Regions from separate parts of the Homo sapiens genome. Here all the other regions are linked to region 2. Evidence: chromatin loops called from intact Hi-C (ENCODE). Cell type or tissue: mammary epithelial cell. All regions are shown on one strand.

Evidence for each region. Peaks named below come from ENCODE experiments on the same cell type or tissue, not always from the same donor. Only the 100,000 strongest peaks of a DNase experiment are listed, where the experiment ranks them.
Region 1: a loop joins it to region 2, with 5 times the contacts of the local background. A loop is called at or near these places in 2 of 110 quality-filtered maps.
Region 3: a loop joins it to region 2, with 2.8 times the contacts of the local background. A loop is called at or near these places in 7 of 110 quality-filtered maps.
Region 4: a loop joins it to region 2, with 4 times the contacts of the local background. A loop is called at or near these places in 15 of 110 quality-filtered maps.

Annotation. Positions count from the first base shown.
Region 1 is chr2:158,752,100-158,756,099 of GRCh38, forward strand. No RefSeq gene overlaps it. Among named protein-coding and RNA genes, the nearest start is that of PKP4-AS1, 19 kb to the left of the region's middle. In mammary epithelial cell, CTCF peaks have their summits at 2,104 (motif pointing left), 3,466 and 3,831 (motif pointing right); no DNase peak of the experiment used is centred here.
Region 2 is chr2:158,891,395-158,895,394 of GRCh38, forward strand. No RefSeq gene overlaps it. Among named protein-coding and RNA genes, the nearest start is that of TANC1, 75 kb to the right of the region's middle. RefSeq lists an enhancer at 2,047-2,216. In mammary epithelial cell, no CTCF peak of the experiment used is centred here; DNase peaks (open chromatin) are centred at 1,167, 1,897 and 2,867; H3K27ac peaks cover 2,139 bases.
Region 3 is chr2:159,155,126-159,159,125 of GRCh38, forward strand. All of the region lies in intron 7 of TANC1 (tetratricopeptide repeat, ankyrin repeat and coiled-coil containing 1), which reads left to right. Among named protein-coding and RNA genes, the nearest start is that of MIR6888, 30 kb to the right of the region's middle. In mammary epithelial cell, a CTCF peak has its summit at 2,386; DNase peaks (open chromatin) are centred at 476, 1,876 and 2,416; H3K27ac peaks cover 3,199 bases.
Region 4 is chr2:159,966,094-159,970,093 of GRCh38, forward strand. PLA2R1 (phospholipase A2 receptor 1) reads right to left here. Exons shown (of 30, transcript NM_007366.5): 19 at 3,163-3,266; 20 at 1,446-1,585. Among named protein-coding and RNA genes, the nearest start is that of LY75-CD302, 63 kb to the left of the region's middle. In mammary epithelial cell, a CTCF peak has its summit at 2,397 (motif pointing left); no DNase peak of the experiment used is centred here.

The DNA of each region.
Region 1 (4,000 bases), 140 kb before region 2:
AGACCATTGCTCACATAATGTGATTCCAACATGGTTTCCGAGGCCTTCATGACTGGCCTCTGCTGACCCCTTAGCCTCCTCTATCCCAGTATCCCCTCCCACACGTAACTCATTTTCAGTTACCTGAATATGTCATAATCACTCTTGTTCCCAGGGTTTCATTCAGTCTCTTATTCTACTTCTATACCCGATCATCTGGAAAATGCCTAGCTTATCCTTCAGGTCTCAGGCAAACAGCACCCCCTCCAGAAAGTCTTTCTTCACCACCAGTTATGAGCTACTGCCCTTTAGTTCTCTATGCATAGTACTTAGACGCTAGAATGTAAATACCAGTTTGCTTGTCCATAACCTTCCGTACTGTAAGCTTTCCAGGATGGCATCTGACTTATTAACTACTATATGCCCAACACCAAATACAGGGCCTGGAAAACAGTCTTGGTTGCCTACCCAACAGACATTTTTTCCCTTTTTCTTTACGTAATTGATTTCTTTTCTAGTACCAACAACTCCAGAAGACCAAGAGAGATCTAAGGTTGATTCATGATTGGTCTGTTCCAATCATGGAAACCTATTCACCCTCCCAGAGGCTGACTTAGGGATGCGCAATGTGACCCACTCTGGTCAGTGAGACATGAGGGGAGATATGCTGGGATGATTTCTGAGAAACAGTTTCAGGAACATTTTAAAGAGTTTCAGGAGAGGAAACAACCCATCCCTGTTTTTAGGTGAGTGGGAGGCGGCTGTTGTACAGCCATGATGAAAGGCACAAGGACAAATATTCACCTGCTGAGGATGGCAGAGCCAAAGTATGGAATGAACCCAAGTCCTTGATGATTTTGCTAAGACGTTGAATCAACCAGCCCTGGAACTGCCCTGCTGCTTGACTTCTTGTGATGAGATAATACCTTTTCACTATATTACCTATATAATAATATTGTGATTGTATCTCACTATAGAGATAATACTGTTTTCCTTGTTGTTTATTTAAGTAACGTGTTCTGTCACTTGCAGCTGAACATAACCTGACAGACACTTAGGAAATATTGTTGACTGCATAGGTGTTCAGATGTTAAACGTGCTAGAGACAGAAAAGAGAGATGAGAACTAGAAGGCCAGCCATCTCCCAGGGGTCAGGCACAGGAGGCCTGTTTCATGTGCATCGTAGAATTCAACTTTCCCAGAAAGCTTGTGACCATACAAAGTTTACCCATTTTAGAGATGAGGAAACTGAAGCTCAGGAAAGTTTATCAACCTATCCAAGGTCACGGAGTTAGTAAGTGCAGCAGCTGAGCAATATTTAGTTACTATTTTATGAAGACTTAGTTCAGCATTTTAATTCAGACTTTTCATTCATAATACAAGATTTTAAAATTTCTTTTTTTTCCCATTTCCACTTCCCATGGATTTTCACCTACTAGTTTAAAGTTAAGCATTCTAATTTTGATGTTATCCTGGTCACTCCTAATGTTTGACCGTACTCATGTTTATTTTCCCACGTTAATTTATCAGTGCCATCACTCTCTCTTTCCCTCCAGAGTATCTGAGCCCAAGGGACACTCCCGTGTGATTTGGTCTCCCTAACCGCTCCCCTACCTCCCTTCAAGTTAATGTTGGAGCTTCTCCAGGGCTGACTTGGGAGAGGAGCCGGCAGACCGGGCCAGTGCACCCTCTTGGCAGGAAGCCTGCGTGTGGGAAATAAATCCCAGGTTTGTCTACTTCCAAAACACATTCTTTTCACTACACCATGAGGCCTGAATAGACGCATGTGGCCTACAAGTATATTCTCTTTAGCCATCTGAGAAAGAACAAAACTCATTTGAGCAGCTTTCTGCAGCCCTTTTCTCCTCCCCTTGGTGGGAATGAGTGACGGGAACAGAGAATACAGTCCTTCCTCTACCCGCCAGAATGTCTGCTTGCAGCCAGCATTTCACAGATGAATGCTGAAGAAAATGTCTTAGCTGCATCCAGGGAATTTCAAGTGCTTTCCTCCTGTTTCTGAGGGAAAACAAACAAACAAACAAACAAACAAAAACTGTCTTTTTCTGCAGCAAAGCCCCAGGAATTGGCGGTGTAAAGGGCTTGTGAGCTGGGAATCATGTGCCCTCTAGTGGTCATCTCTAGGAAGTCCCAACCAGATGGTCATTTCCACAGAAAACAGCAGGAGGAACCGCTACAGAGTATGGGAGACAAGAAGAGAATGCCTCCTAACACCTACATAATAAGCTGTAATGGTGGAAAGCCATTTGCTTTTGAATTTTATTGAAAATGCCAAATACAGGTCGTGAATATTGAAATGGACGTCTGAGCGGTGCACAAATCCTCGCAGGTCTTACTGAAGCTTCCCAGGATTAGCTTCCCAGCACAGAGCTCCTAAGGCTTGATTGGGTTTGCAAAGCAAGGATGCTGAGCTGGAGAAAATCAACTAGCCAGAAGTCATCTTGGGAAGGGAAAGTTATTTCTGATGGGAAAATATTTGATAAGAAGCTGATGCCTGTGTGGACAGAATGGTCTAGGGTTTGTTTTTGTTTGGTTGGTTTTTTTGTTTTGTTTTGTTTCTTTTTTGTTTTTGAAATGGAGTCTCGCTCTGTTGCCCAGGCTGGAGTGCAGTGGTGCAATCTCGGTTCACTGCAACCTCCACTTCCCAGGTTCAAGCCATTCTCCTGCCTCAGCCTCCCGAATAGCTGGGATTACAGGCGCCTGCCACCAGGCCCGACTAATTTTTGTATTTTTAGTAGAGAGGTGATCCACCCGCCTCAGCCTCCCAAAGTGCTGGGATTATAGGTGTGAGCCACTGTGCCTGGCCTGTTCTATTTTATTATTATTGTTATTCATCTCTTATTGTGCCTAGTTTATACATTAAACTTTATCGTAGGTACATATATATAGCAAAAGACATAATATATATATGGTTCAGGCATCCACTGGGGGTCTTGGAATGTATCACCCACAGATAAAGGGAAACTATTGTAACTTCAGTTGAGAAAAGCTCATAGTCAAATGCTTCTCTCTGACTTAACGTACTGCCCATCTATTGGTACTAGAAAAGTCAATGTTATAACAGCCCTAAAACTGCCAACACATGTGAAAAATATTTAGCTTTTTGTCTAACGATGGGACCCAACTGACCAAATAAAACCCAAATAAAGGACCTGTAACTGCTCATATCTTTCATGTGTGCCTGCAAGCAAATTTTATATTCCTTCCCACTGAGATTTCTTTCTTTCAAAATATTCCAGGTATGTGGCTTCAAAGCATGTGGCATCTGACATGTGGACACATTGAGAGTAGGATGAGATTGTATTTACCTTTGCCTTGCTGGAGCTTAGCACCTTTGTGGTGTCTTTTGATAAATGGGAAGTGACAAATGTTCTCACGTGGGCAGCAGGAAGGATTCATATGCTCCTCCAATTTTACAGCAACAGACAACAAATGAAAAGGAAGGGCTTAGTCATGCAGGGGCACACTCTCACCTCATCACTAGATGACAGTGCAGCACCCCAGACTCACAGCTTGCCCATAAGTCTTGCATTTAGTGCATGAGGATTCCATTCAGATGCCACCGAATGCCATTTCCATGATCTGGACTGACTTTTCTTTTTTCAGGCACAATAAAGTAAAGACAATTTGGAGTCATTTGCCTTGTTTCTTCAATAAAAGAAAGACTTGGATTTACACAGCCTCTTTTCTCCAAAGAGCTCAGCATGCTTGCCCATCTGGTGTCTCATTTGCCTTCGTTTCATCGCTTTAAAGTCAATAAAGTGTGTTATGCTAGTGTCAGGGCCAGGGAAGGTGAGAGAGTGTGTAGGCTTATTCCTGCTCGCCAAGAGGGGGCGCCCCTGTGCCCTCCTAGTAACACATTCCTAGACACCCATTGCCCACCTACGAGGTGGCCAGTCCACATTCTGCAGGCACCAGAGGCTCTCTGCCCACAAGCAATGCCAGTCTGCAACTGCCAAGTCTAACACAAAGAGACACGTGAACAGAGAATCACAATATAGCA
Region 2 (4,000 bases):
CTCACATATTTTTGCCTGTTCCCAGCACTGGTTAATACAGGGAGAGGCAACTGTGTTTTTAGCTTTTATTGATTTGGTTGTAAAATGTTAAAGCTATTTCTCACATATTCTACTTGAATCTCCCACCTTCAAATCCATCAGTTACAAACAAGGTTTTGGTGTGCGTTGCAGTCATGGGAGACCTTGGGTAGAGAGCAGGTTGTGACAGGGTGGCTATGGTTTTTAAATTCCTACGAGACAGTAGGGGGCTTATGTTTTACCCATTGTTTTTCTTCAATTACTTTATGATCCGGAGCACTCTTCAATTTTCCTCATCTGTAAAATAAGGAAAATTAATGTATCTACTTCATGGAATTGTGGTGAGGATTAAATGACTTACCTAAGTGTGGAGAACCTGGAAAGTATTACTATTATTATTATTTCCCAATTTCTCCACCCTGGACACTGCAGCAGTCTGTCTGCCATGAAGCTGTCTTGGTAAGTCCTGCTGTGGCACTTGCCTAGGTCTTTTCCTGCCCCCTCATCTTTTGCCCTCAGTAACCACATGCACCAGTATGGCCATAGTGGTTATTTAAAATATTGAGAAACTTCTCTTTAGGTGTGCAAGCCCCTCAAGTGTCCTCTACCACTGTCACCACCACTGCTCCCTGGAACATTCCATTTTCTCTGTCAGGCAACTAAAGGTTAAACATCTCTTCTGCATTTACACAAGGGGCCTCCAAGCCCCTGCTCAGCACCATTCTCTCTCTGCTCCCTGCCTCTGTTCATGGTTCCTGCCCCCCCCACATGCTTTTTGCGCCTCCTTCTCTCAATATTCACCTGTCCAGATAATAGCGTGCAGATTTGTTGTTGTTGTTGTTGTTGTTGTTGAGACAGAGTCTCGCTCTGTCACCCAGGCTGCAGTGCAGTGGCACCATCACAGCTCACTGCAGCCTCGACTTCCTGGGCTCAAGTGACCCTCCCACCTCAGCCTTCTGAGTAGCTGGGACTACAGGCACACACTACCATGCTTGGCTAATTTTTGTATTTTTTGTAGAGATGGGGTTTCACCATGTTGCCCAGGCTGGTCTCCAACTCCTAGGCTTAAGCAATCCACCCACCTCAGGCTCCCAAAGTGCTGGGATCACAGGCTTGAGCCACTGTGTGTGGCCAATGTGCAGCTTTTAAAAAACATGTTGCTACAAGCCATGGGGCTATATACAGGTGTGTACAGTTACAAGTGAAGACTCTCAGTAGGTTCCTCACTTGAGTTTGATTCCATTTAGGAATCATTTACTGAACCCGGCATTGTGCTGAGCTGGGGGCTACCAAACAAGGAACTCTCCTCAAACCCTCAGCTAGAAAATGTCCTCAGCTGGTTCAGACTAAGGCTACATTAGCCCAAAGGCTGAGGGTCCAATATGTCAGCTCAGCCTCTGGAGTTGAGCCGACTACCTGGCCACAAACCCTCTGCCTGTTCCTACAGAAGTTGGTGACAACCTTAGGCTTGCTCTAATGTAGTTCTCCTGGTACCAGCCACTACCAGACTAAAGCCCTTTTCTCTCCCACTAGCAGTCTTCTCTGCTTTACACCCAGATGCTCAGTTTCTCCTGCTATGCTCAGTATCAGAGGCAGTTCGTTTCCATTGGAAGGAATAAAGTGACATTCCTGGTTCACCTCCTGACTGCTAGAGGTAGGTGCCACACGTGTAACCACATACATCATATCCCACATTCAGACCAAGCAAGCCCAAGGAGGGATGGGGTGGGGGGCATTCGCCACAGGCCTCCCTCTTTCAACTCCCCCACTGTTTCAAATGTCAGTGGCAGAAGTTCTGCCGGCTCAGGAGTGGGAGGAGGCACAGTGTGCGTGTGGAGGAACAGATGGCTGCAGGGGGTTGGGGCTGAGCCATTCTCCACCCCGCTGCCCGGCTTGTCCTGGCAAGTTCGTTCACTGATGGAGCACAGCCTGAGTGTTCACAGCCCCTGCCCCGTCTCCCCAACTCTGCTCTCTCTCACTGCTGTTCATCCTCCTTGGAAGCCAGAGTCCTTCTCTCCTTCCACAAGGAATCCTGTCACACTCTGCTTCACAGCCTTTGTTGACTTGCTTGGCTACAGGATAAAATGCCAACTCGGTACCTTGGCCCAGGTCAACTCCCATGTGCTACTAAAACACAGGGTGCTCCTGCCATTCCTAAAGGGATCACACTCTCTAGACCCTACCCCAGGGCACAGGCTATTATTTCCACCCGGAATTCTTAGAACCTTCCCTCACACCCTTCCCACCTGCTAAACTCCTATTCACCCTTCAAAACCCACTCCAATATTGCTTCCTCTGGAAAGCTTTCCCCAAGGCCTCTGTGGAAAAAGAGTTGTTCCCACCTCAGGGTCCCCTCAGCACTAGGTTCATACATCTAAATCAGCATATTACAGGTCTTACTATAATTTATCTGTTTACATGTCTCTCTCCCCAACTAGTTCACAAGACCCTCAAGTACATAATGCTTGTCTTAAGTTGATGCTCAATGTATTTAGTGAATAAATGAATGAAAAGTCAAATACACACTACTTATAGATTCTTCTTAAGCTTTAGTATGCTTCTCAGGGTTATCAATGTTATCGAGCCTCTGCCTTTCCCTCCCCATTCACCCCTCCTATGGCTTAGGGATTATGGGAAAAGGGAAATTATAATGACTGTGAAGTGGAGCACCCCTGTCTCTAGAACCACGTCCCTGCCCATTTTGATATTCTCTCCTCTCTTGGAGGACCCTCTTCCCTGCCAGATTCTCAGGTAGAGAGCAAAGCAAAATACCAACTAGTGTGTGCCTGTGGCTGAGTCATTTAACATTTCTAGACTGCAGTGTCTCATCTGAGAAATTGGAGATTAGAACCAGGTGACGTCAAAGGCTCTTTGTAGTTCTGACAAGCTATAAGTCATGAAGAAAGTCGTTGGAATTTTAGGCATCCCCAAAACTAGAGAATAGAAATGTGCACAGGGCCTCTTCAGTGTTCGCATAATATAAATCTGTTTATCCATGAATAAGGCCGACCCTGGCAGTGGCTTCTTTCTTTCCTGACACATCATTCCCACCACTTCTTGTTCAAAGCCACCTCCTGAATTGTCAGCTGGGCACCTTGGGAGACTTTGTTTTTGGCTTATTAATGTTGATGGAACAGCATTTTCAACAGCTACAACCAGTATAATCCAAACTTTCCATATTAAAAAAAAATTTATTTTTTATTTTTTATATTTTTATATTTTTATTTTTTCATATTTTATATTTATTTTTTTCCCACCACCAGTCACCCCAGACTATTTGCAGAGATAGAGAGGCCTGGGCACTTGTGTTTTGTTGGGGACTCTTTGAACAACCTGTGCAGGTAGTATACTGCACAACTCTAGGGGGCTCCCTTCATACTGAAGTCATTGTAGATTTGCACGTGCATTAGGATACGTTTTTTTGCAGATGGCAGCAAAGTATCTGAGGAAAAGTTGCTTTTTCTCACCTGCACAAAGGTACTTAGGAGGTTAGCTCCAGTGCTAACTTTTTTTCAAAAGGAAACTATGCCAGGCCGGGCAAGGTGGCTCACGCCTGTAATCCCAGCACTTTCAGAGGCCAAGGCGGGTGGATCACTTGAGGTCAAGAGTTCGAGACGAATACGAAATACAAAATATTAGCCCAGTGTGGCGGCATGCCCCTATAGTCCCAGCTACTTGGGAGGCTGAGGCAGGAGAATTGCTTGAACCCGGGAGGTGGAGGTTGCAGTGAGCTGAGATCGTGCCACTGCACTCCAGCATGGGCAACAGAGCAAGACTCCATCTCAAAAAAAAAAAAAAGAAAAGAAAAGAAGAAAGAAACCTATGCCAAAATAGCATTATGCAAATTGTGGTAGACATCAATGTTTCCATGTTACAAATCAATATTTTTAATATTGTGGTAAAAAAATATATCTCACATAAAATTTACCCTTTTAGGCTTTTCTTTTTTTTCTTTTTTCTTTCTTTTTTTTCTTTTTTTTTT
Region 3 (4,000 bases), 260 kb after region 2:
TTGAGATAAATTTAATTTGTGTTTATGTACATATCGTGATAAAATTTTAAGTGTGTATATTAGTTTCAAGAAAATAGGCTATTTCTGCATTTAGGAAGAAAGAGGATAGAGCCTGGATGAGAAGAAACAAAGAAAACCCAGCTTTCCTATCAAAATAAAAAGAAATCCTTCCTATCCATTAATGATAGATGTGCAGAGGGGAAGGACTTATTCTGGCTGAGGGAGGGGCCGTTAAGTCAGTCACTCTCTCCATTCGTCTTTTTAATCTGCCTTTCTTTACCTGTTGAGATGTGTAATCTCCGGAGCATTTTTGTAGTGTCCTGAATCGGCCTCCTTTGGAGAAACGGTGCTAGGACAGTTCCATGAAGGGAGGGGACCCTGAGGGAACAGTGGCTGCCTCTCCCCAGCTGGGTGTGTCTGCCACACAGAGCAGGTATGTAATCTACCTGCCCAGCTCTCAGCACCTGAGCTGGCAGGCATGAGCCGCCACATTCCACCTGGCTAGGTGGCTTTCTGGGTGATTAAGTGCTCAGAATTCAAGCTCTTCTGAATGCCTTTCCTTTGCTTTCCTCATGCTTACATTTGTTTTCTTCTTGCTCAGTTTGAAGCAGAGAGGCAGGTATGCATTTAGACAGGGGAATACCTTCGTAGAAACACTTCTGCAGAAGTAGCTTGCAGTAAAATATTAGACACCTGGTTAGTATCCTGCTAGAGTATCTTGCTAGAGTTTGATAATATTTATTTTTCTGCCTAGTTGCTTAGGATGTTTAAAAAAAAATTATCATGGGCTGACTTTTATCTTCCTTTGACTCTCTCCTACCTCCTGCTAGGCTTATAAAATGAAAGTGATTCCAGAGGTAGCTTTAGACCTTTTATTTCCTGGACTTTGTGCCCCAAGGGAGATAATCAGATGCAGAGGCACACAAAGATGAATTAATTGTACTTTATTTTCCTTTTTGACTTGTTGTAAATCCTGCCCTTTTGATTTTATGCTAATACTGCTTTGTTGCCACCTGTATCGCCCTGCTCACTACTAAATTGAAATGCTTTGAAATTGATTTGGTAATAACTATTTAGACTGTTTCAAGTCTGGGTTAATATTCATTTTGCTACGTTGCCTGCAATTTTTAAAATCATCCTTAATTATAGAAGCCTTTTTTTTAAAATCTCTTGGGTGAAGAGAAGAATTTTTCTTTATGTATATAATTTGGTAATATGCTTAATGTGGGAAAGAAATTCTTGGCAATGATTTGAGTCAGCAAAGAGCCTGCTGTACTTTTATTCAGACTGTAGTTGGATTCTTCAGGCTGTTCTATTGGTGTAGCAAGCATTTATTGGCGCCTACTGTGTACCAGGAGCAAGCATGTTCAGTACTGGGACAATAAAGATAAGGCACAGCATCTATTGTCAAAACTTGTCCACTTGTGGGACTACAAAATGGTCTTCTGTTCTGTGGAGAGTCTGAGCAAGTTGTGAATTACTGAGAAGAATTTAAGACATGACAGTGATTGATACCTCTGACGGAAGATGTATGCTGTGGGCGCATAATGATACCACTAATCGAACTCTTTTCCAAAGTCTGGAAAAGGGTCATTAGACTGTGTGAGAAGCTCCAGTGTCTGTGCACAGGTTATGTGAGGCTTTATCAAAACACTGTGCTTTTTCTGGAAAATGTCATGTTATTTAAGTCCTTAGACTTGTCTCTGGAGACTTCTCAGTTGGGCAGTGTGGTGGGTCCCATCCTCCCCGCCCAGCACCACCTGCTCCCAGCCATTCCTTTAGGTGTTTCCTTAGTTGAAGAGCCTGATGAATGTGGCTGGGAATGTGCGGCTCGGGCCCCTGGCCTTGCTGCATGTCATAGCAGAGCATGCCTTGCGCAACACAGGTGAGCACTGAGCTAGAAATTTCGTACAGAGATCTGGCTGTCACAAGCCAGCATACGGGGCTCCCAGAGCAAGGCCAGAGAGGGAGCAGGGCCCTGTGGCGCATTGGATGGGGCTGGGCAGTTGCAGAAGGAGAAGCCAGAAGTCTCCTGAAGCTGAAGGTTACCATGCAGGGTTGGGGCGGGGGTCCCACCTGGGACATTCTGTTGGCATTCCAGGCAAGGTGGCTTAAGTGCCTTCACTAGACCCCTCAGGTTAAAAGCTGTGGCCGCAGGTGAACCAGGGACTTTGTTCTCTGTGGTTGGTTAGTTTGCAGGTGGCCGGGCCTAGGTAGGGGTGGAAATAAAAGTACAGTCTGGCAATTCTGGCCAGAAAGGTTTAAGTCAGGCCGGTTTCATTGTGCAGGCTTTCCCTTACACACTTGGGAAAATCCAAAATGTGGCCTGGTGGCTTGAATGCCTGCTGGGTGTGAGGTGTGGGTGCACAAGAGAGGGACGCCACCTGTCAGCCAAGAGGCCTACAGACTTCTGCGCGCGTTGCCTTGACTTGTCTCTGATCTTTTCCTGATCGGACTTCCTCTGCAGCAGTGAAACCTAATTTGGAAAGTTCTTAGTCACAGGAGGCAGTCTCGCTACAGTAGTGGGCTTTTCCTTTTCTATTCACTTCTTCCTTTCATCCACTTTTATGAGCGGCCATTATGTTCCTTTCTTGTTTGATCCTTAATTCATTGGTCCAGTGTTTTAACTTTAAATTCTTCCTGTCAACCACTAAGCTAAATACAGAGGTTAAAAAATGTTTGCTTTTTAAGTGCTACTTTATTTTTCTTCAGTTGTGTGGGGAGGAAAACATTCCTGAGCATTCATGATGCCTGAGGCACTTGACATATGCCCTTATGTCTAATTTTCTCTGCAACCCAGGGAAGGACAAATCACTCTCTTCAGAGAGTCCTCTCAAAATGCGTATTTTCTATTATAATAGTATATGTACATAATTTATAGTACATGTATTTGGGATGTATGCCAAGTCTTGTCTTAATAGTATGGTATGATCAGAGCAGTGTAGAGAGGCCGGGCATGGTGGGTCACGCCTGTTATCCCATCACCATGTGAGGCTGAGGTGGGAGGATCGCTTGAGCCCATTAGTTCAAAACCAGCCTGGGCAACATAGGGAGATTTTGTTTCTACAAAAAAACTTAAAAATGAGCCAGGGGTGCTGGTGGTGCATGCCTGTGGTCCCAGCTACTCAGGAGGCTGAGGTGGAAAGATCGTTTGAGCCCGTGAGGTCGAGGCTGCAGTGAGCTGTCATTGCACCACTGTACTCCAGCCTGGGCAACAGAGCGAGACCCTGTCTCGAAACAAAAAAAAACCATGTAGAGCCCCATTCTAGGATAGAGTGGGACTTAGGGCATTCTGGGGCTTTCCTGTCCATAGGGCTGTTAATGAGAGTCAGTGAGTTGAAGTGCAAAAAGAACTTAGAATGAAGCCTGGCATATAGTAAACAGTATTCCAATATTCATCTTAGCCACTGTTGTGATTTCTTAAGGATCATTACTTAATTCCTCACCAGTGAATTTGAAATGCTCAAAACAGACATGTAATAAACCAAGATTTTTCCTTTTCCATGAAGGTATGAGTTGGGGAAAGTATGAAATAGGGCAAGAGAAAAGATGCATTGAGGAGTCACATTCATAAGACTGTATTCTTCTTATAAGTGGGCAGAAAGCTTTACTCCTAAGTTTCCTGATAGCTAGTGGAAAGAGAGAAAACACATGTGGAAGGTGGTGTTTATAAAGACAAAAATGTCCATTGCCCAAAATGGTACCGGGTCTGGAGACGCATACCTCCTTGTGGACCCCCTAGAGGGGAGAAGCCAAGGTTGCAGCAAGCCCCTTGCTCTTTTCACCCTTGTCTTCTCTGTAGCTCAAAGAGAAGGTTCTGATGAATTGTTTGTGGCATATGTTTGGTATCTCTGGTCCTTAGTTCCTGAACAATTCTGGGCTAATGCTGTAGTCAGGTTACAGTTAGCTTTCTTCTTGATGTTCATTTAAGCCTATAACTTGATTTGGATCCCACCAAACTACCTATAGGGCCCTGGACCGACACTGATTTTATTTTTCT
Region 4 (4,000 bases), 1.1 Mb after region 2:
GATATAAGAAATAAACATACAATCAATTAGCTAAGGGGGGACGTAACTCAAATGTCCACCAATGGATGACTGGATAAACAAAATGTAGTATATCCATACAATGGAATATTGTCCAACCGTCAAAAGGAAGTCCTGTCGCATGCCAGTGTGGGTGAACCTTGAGGACATTATGCTAACTGAAATAAGCCAGTCACAAAAAGGCAAATACTGTCTGATTCCACTTACATGAGGTATCTAAATTAGTCAATTTCAAAGACACAGAAAGTAGAACAGCAGTTGCCAAGGGGTTCAGAGTAGGAAGAACAGGGAGTCGTTTAATGGGTACAGTTTCAGTTTTGCAAGATGGAAAAGGTCTGGAGATTTGTTGAATGACAGTGTGAGTATGTGATACTTAACACTAGTAAACAGTAGACAAAAATGGCTAGAATGGTGAATTCTATATTGTGTGTATTTACCAGATATTAAAAAAATTTAAAAGTCAGTGCCAAATGTCTGGTGGGTACTCAATGAATGTGTGAAAAATCCAAGTGGCCTCATTTCTCAAATTAACAATGGGAGGAAGATCACAAAGGAGAGAAAGCCCTGCCAATATAACTGAACACTTAGATTAAAAATTGGCTGTCCACAATTGAAGAGGAATTTCATATTAGCATATGAAATGATGACACAGTTTGGGTTTTTTAATTTTCTAAGAGTTAAACAATTATAATTTGGGATGCATTTTAATTACTTCCACCTAAGGCCTATAAAGTTATTTTATTATAAAATATGAAGAGTGGAGGGAGACTAGGCCTTAATTGAAGGCAGCATCAGAAATAATAAATCTGGTTTAAAATATCCCCACTGGCAATTTTTTTTTTCTTAATTCAAATCTGCATGGAAGCACCAGCTTTATGAGGCTTAAGATGACATTGACCAAGCTAAGTTATTAGTCCCTCAATTCACTAGTGGGCAGAGCTCTATGCCGGCTCCAGGCAGGGAAAACACAAGAGTAGGAGATGGAGTCTGGGTCCTCTGAAATTTACAGCTTATTTGGGAGCAGAACCTAGACACACAGGCATGCAGGCACATACATACACGTGCACACACACGCACGCACATGAGCACACACACACATGCATATGCACACACACATGCATACATACATATACATACATATGTTACACCTAATGAAACATTCATACAGCACAATAAATGACTATGCCAACAGTAAAACTGAGTATAGAAACGAGGGGCAGTGTCCAGGCTGTTTTTGACAAAAATCTTTTGTTCCAAAAGATTTGTTACTAAATGGAAAACTCAAATTTCTTGAAAGTTGTGACAAAAAAATTCCAGGTCCTATGGACAACTCACAGCTTTCAAAAGCCACTTTCACTTTTTGAACACTTTCCAAAATTAGTGTCTACAAAAGAGAAACAAAGGCAACTTTTGAAAAACAAGCTTACCTTATAGTTAAAATATAGCCATCCTTTGGGACACGTTCCATGTTGTTTTGGTGTATCTTTCTTTTTCTCTATGAGCCAAACCTTTTTTCGCTTACAGATACTAGGCATAGAAACTGAACACTCTTCACTACCCCAGAGTCCTGGAGGAGAAAATGGGTTAGAAATGGCTTAGGAACAATGGCGATTCTTTGAAGGCATTCTCTATTGATCACTATTTTTATGAGGCTATGGTTTTTCATAATTTATTTTTTAAAATCTAGAAACTGAACTAAACTACTGATCTTAGATTTCTCTAGGGACAACAGCTAACTGGGCAAGGCCAACTCAGTAATTTTAATTTAAGAATGTAAAAATTTTGCAAATTAAAAAAATCTAAATAAATACTGCAATTTGAATCATAGAACTGATTAAAATCTTAAGAATATTTGACTTGTGTAGCAAAAGAATACTTTGTAGGGTAACAATTTCATTTTAAAATGTTCAATTTCAATGTACAGAGAGGAAAAAGATTCTAAAACAGTAGATAATTTCTACTTTATAATTCTTTAGAAAATATAATAATTTAGAAAAATTAACTCAAGAACTTCCAAGAAAACAGCATTTAATACTGATCCTTAAGTAAACCAGACTCACATATAGACATGTCTTCAGTAAGAAATATCCTCAAATCCTTAGCCTCCGACAAACTAACTGCTTTTTTTTTTTTTTAATTTAGAAGAGCTATATTTTCAGAATAAGGATTATAGAATGCATTTTATTGGCATCCAAGTCATAAATTCCAGAACAGGGCAGAATGCATGCCAATTGCAAGGGCAGGCTCAGTTTTCTAGATCAGGAATATGAGCCCAAAAGATGTTGGCATTTTGAAGGAAGGGCTGGAATGCTATTTTCAATGCAGATTAGCTGCTATTCTCCCAGACGCTCAAAACAGTCCTTTCTGTAGGCTGTTGTGACACCTGCTGGTAAAAGCAGGCTGATTAACCACACGGATTTTCCTTTCCTAACTCTCTGCAGAGGCCCTCACACCCAAAATTATTTTCTGTGTTTATCCCTCTCCTGGCCTGGGGCACAGGTTAGTTATGAATCTGTTAGAGTAATGGGTATCATTATCTTTTATTGGTTAGAAAGAAGGGGAATGAGTGGACAATCAACCTAACTACACTGCACTGATGAGGAGAATTTAAAAAACCAATCTTCAACCTAAATGTGCTTCTAAATCCAACTTGCAAACAGTTGCCATTCTAAAGCAAGCAGCAATTGATGACAGGTAGTAAAAGAAAAAAGAATACTGACTTGAATCAAAACATTTATTAAATAGGAAAATGGAAGTAAATTTCACAGAGGTTAAAGTTCTGGCCCATTATAAATTGGATATAGGAATAGATTTTTTTAAAAAGTGCTTCCATTGAAATACCATAGAAAAAAGTATTTGTCAGGCATATATTTCTTTAAAGTTTCATTGGGCCCATTTCTGGTGCTGTCTTGATTTATGAGGAAGGACTTATTCAGATGTAAATTATTTCCAAGAACATGAATGCATGGATTGAACAGAAAAAAATGGCCATCCTTAAGCCTTATGGCAGACAAAACTGAACACGTCAACTGAAAAGAGAAATAAACAGAAACTTCTCATGGAAATGATGCAAGGAAAAGACTTTAAGCCTCCTGAAAATTATCAGTTTGTATTATAAACCCAAAAATGGGTAAGTAAAATAACCTGTTATAGAAGAAATAAAGCCACATCTCTGGCTCTGATTATTCACAGTTCTTTCTCTTCCTGTGTCCCAGTTCTGGTATATCACTGGTGTTCCATCTCTCCAGCTGTGGGAAGATTAAAAATGTTAAGGTCTTCTCTCATTCTGCATGTCCAGTCTCCAACATCATTCTTAGAGTTCTGAGGTAGGGATTGAAGATATAATATTCTATTAAATTTAAAAAATATACTCATATGTAGCATAGTACCTATAGTTAACAATATTGTATCATATACTTAAAATTTTTCTAAGGTGGTAGATTTTTTTTGAGATGGAGTCTCTCTCTGTCACCCAGGCTGAGTACAGTGGCACGATCTCGGCTCACGGCAGCCTCTGCCTCACGGGTTCAAGTGATTCTCCTACCTTAGCCCCCCCAAGTAGCTGGGTCTACAGGTGCGCACCACCACGCCCAGCTAATTTTTGTATTTTTAGTAGAGAGAGAGTTTCTCCATGTTGGCCAGGCTGGTCTTGAACTCCTGACCTCAGGCGATCCGCCCTCCTTGGCCTCCCAAAGTACTGGGATTACAGGTGTGAACCACCGCGCCCAGCTAAGAGGGTAGATTTTATGTTAAGAGTTCTCATCACAAAAATGAATGAATTAGTGAATAAATAAATAAATGAATAGAGCAGGAAAGAAAGCTTTTGGAGGTGATGGATATGTTTATGGCTAGATTGTCGGGATGGTTTCATAAGCATATTCTTTAAAAAACACTCATGTCTTTGGTTAGAGAAGTGAAAATTTATAAGTTAATGTTTGAAGGGTATTCAACAAATTGATCACTAAAATTGAATCTAATCATT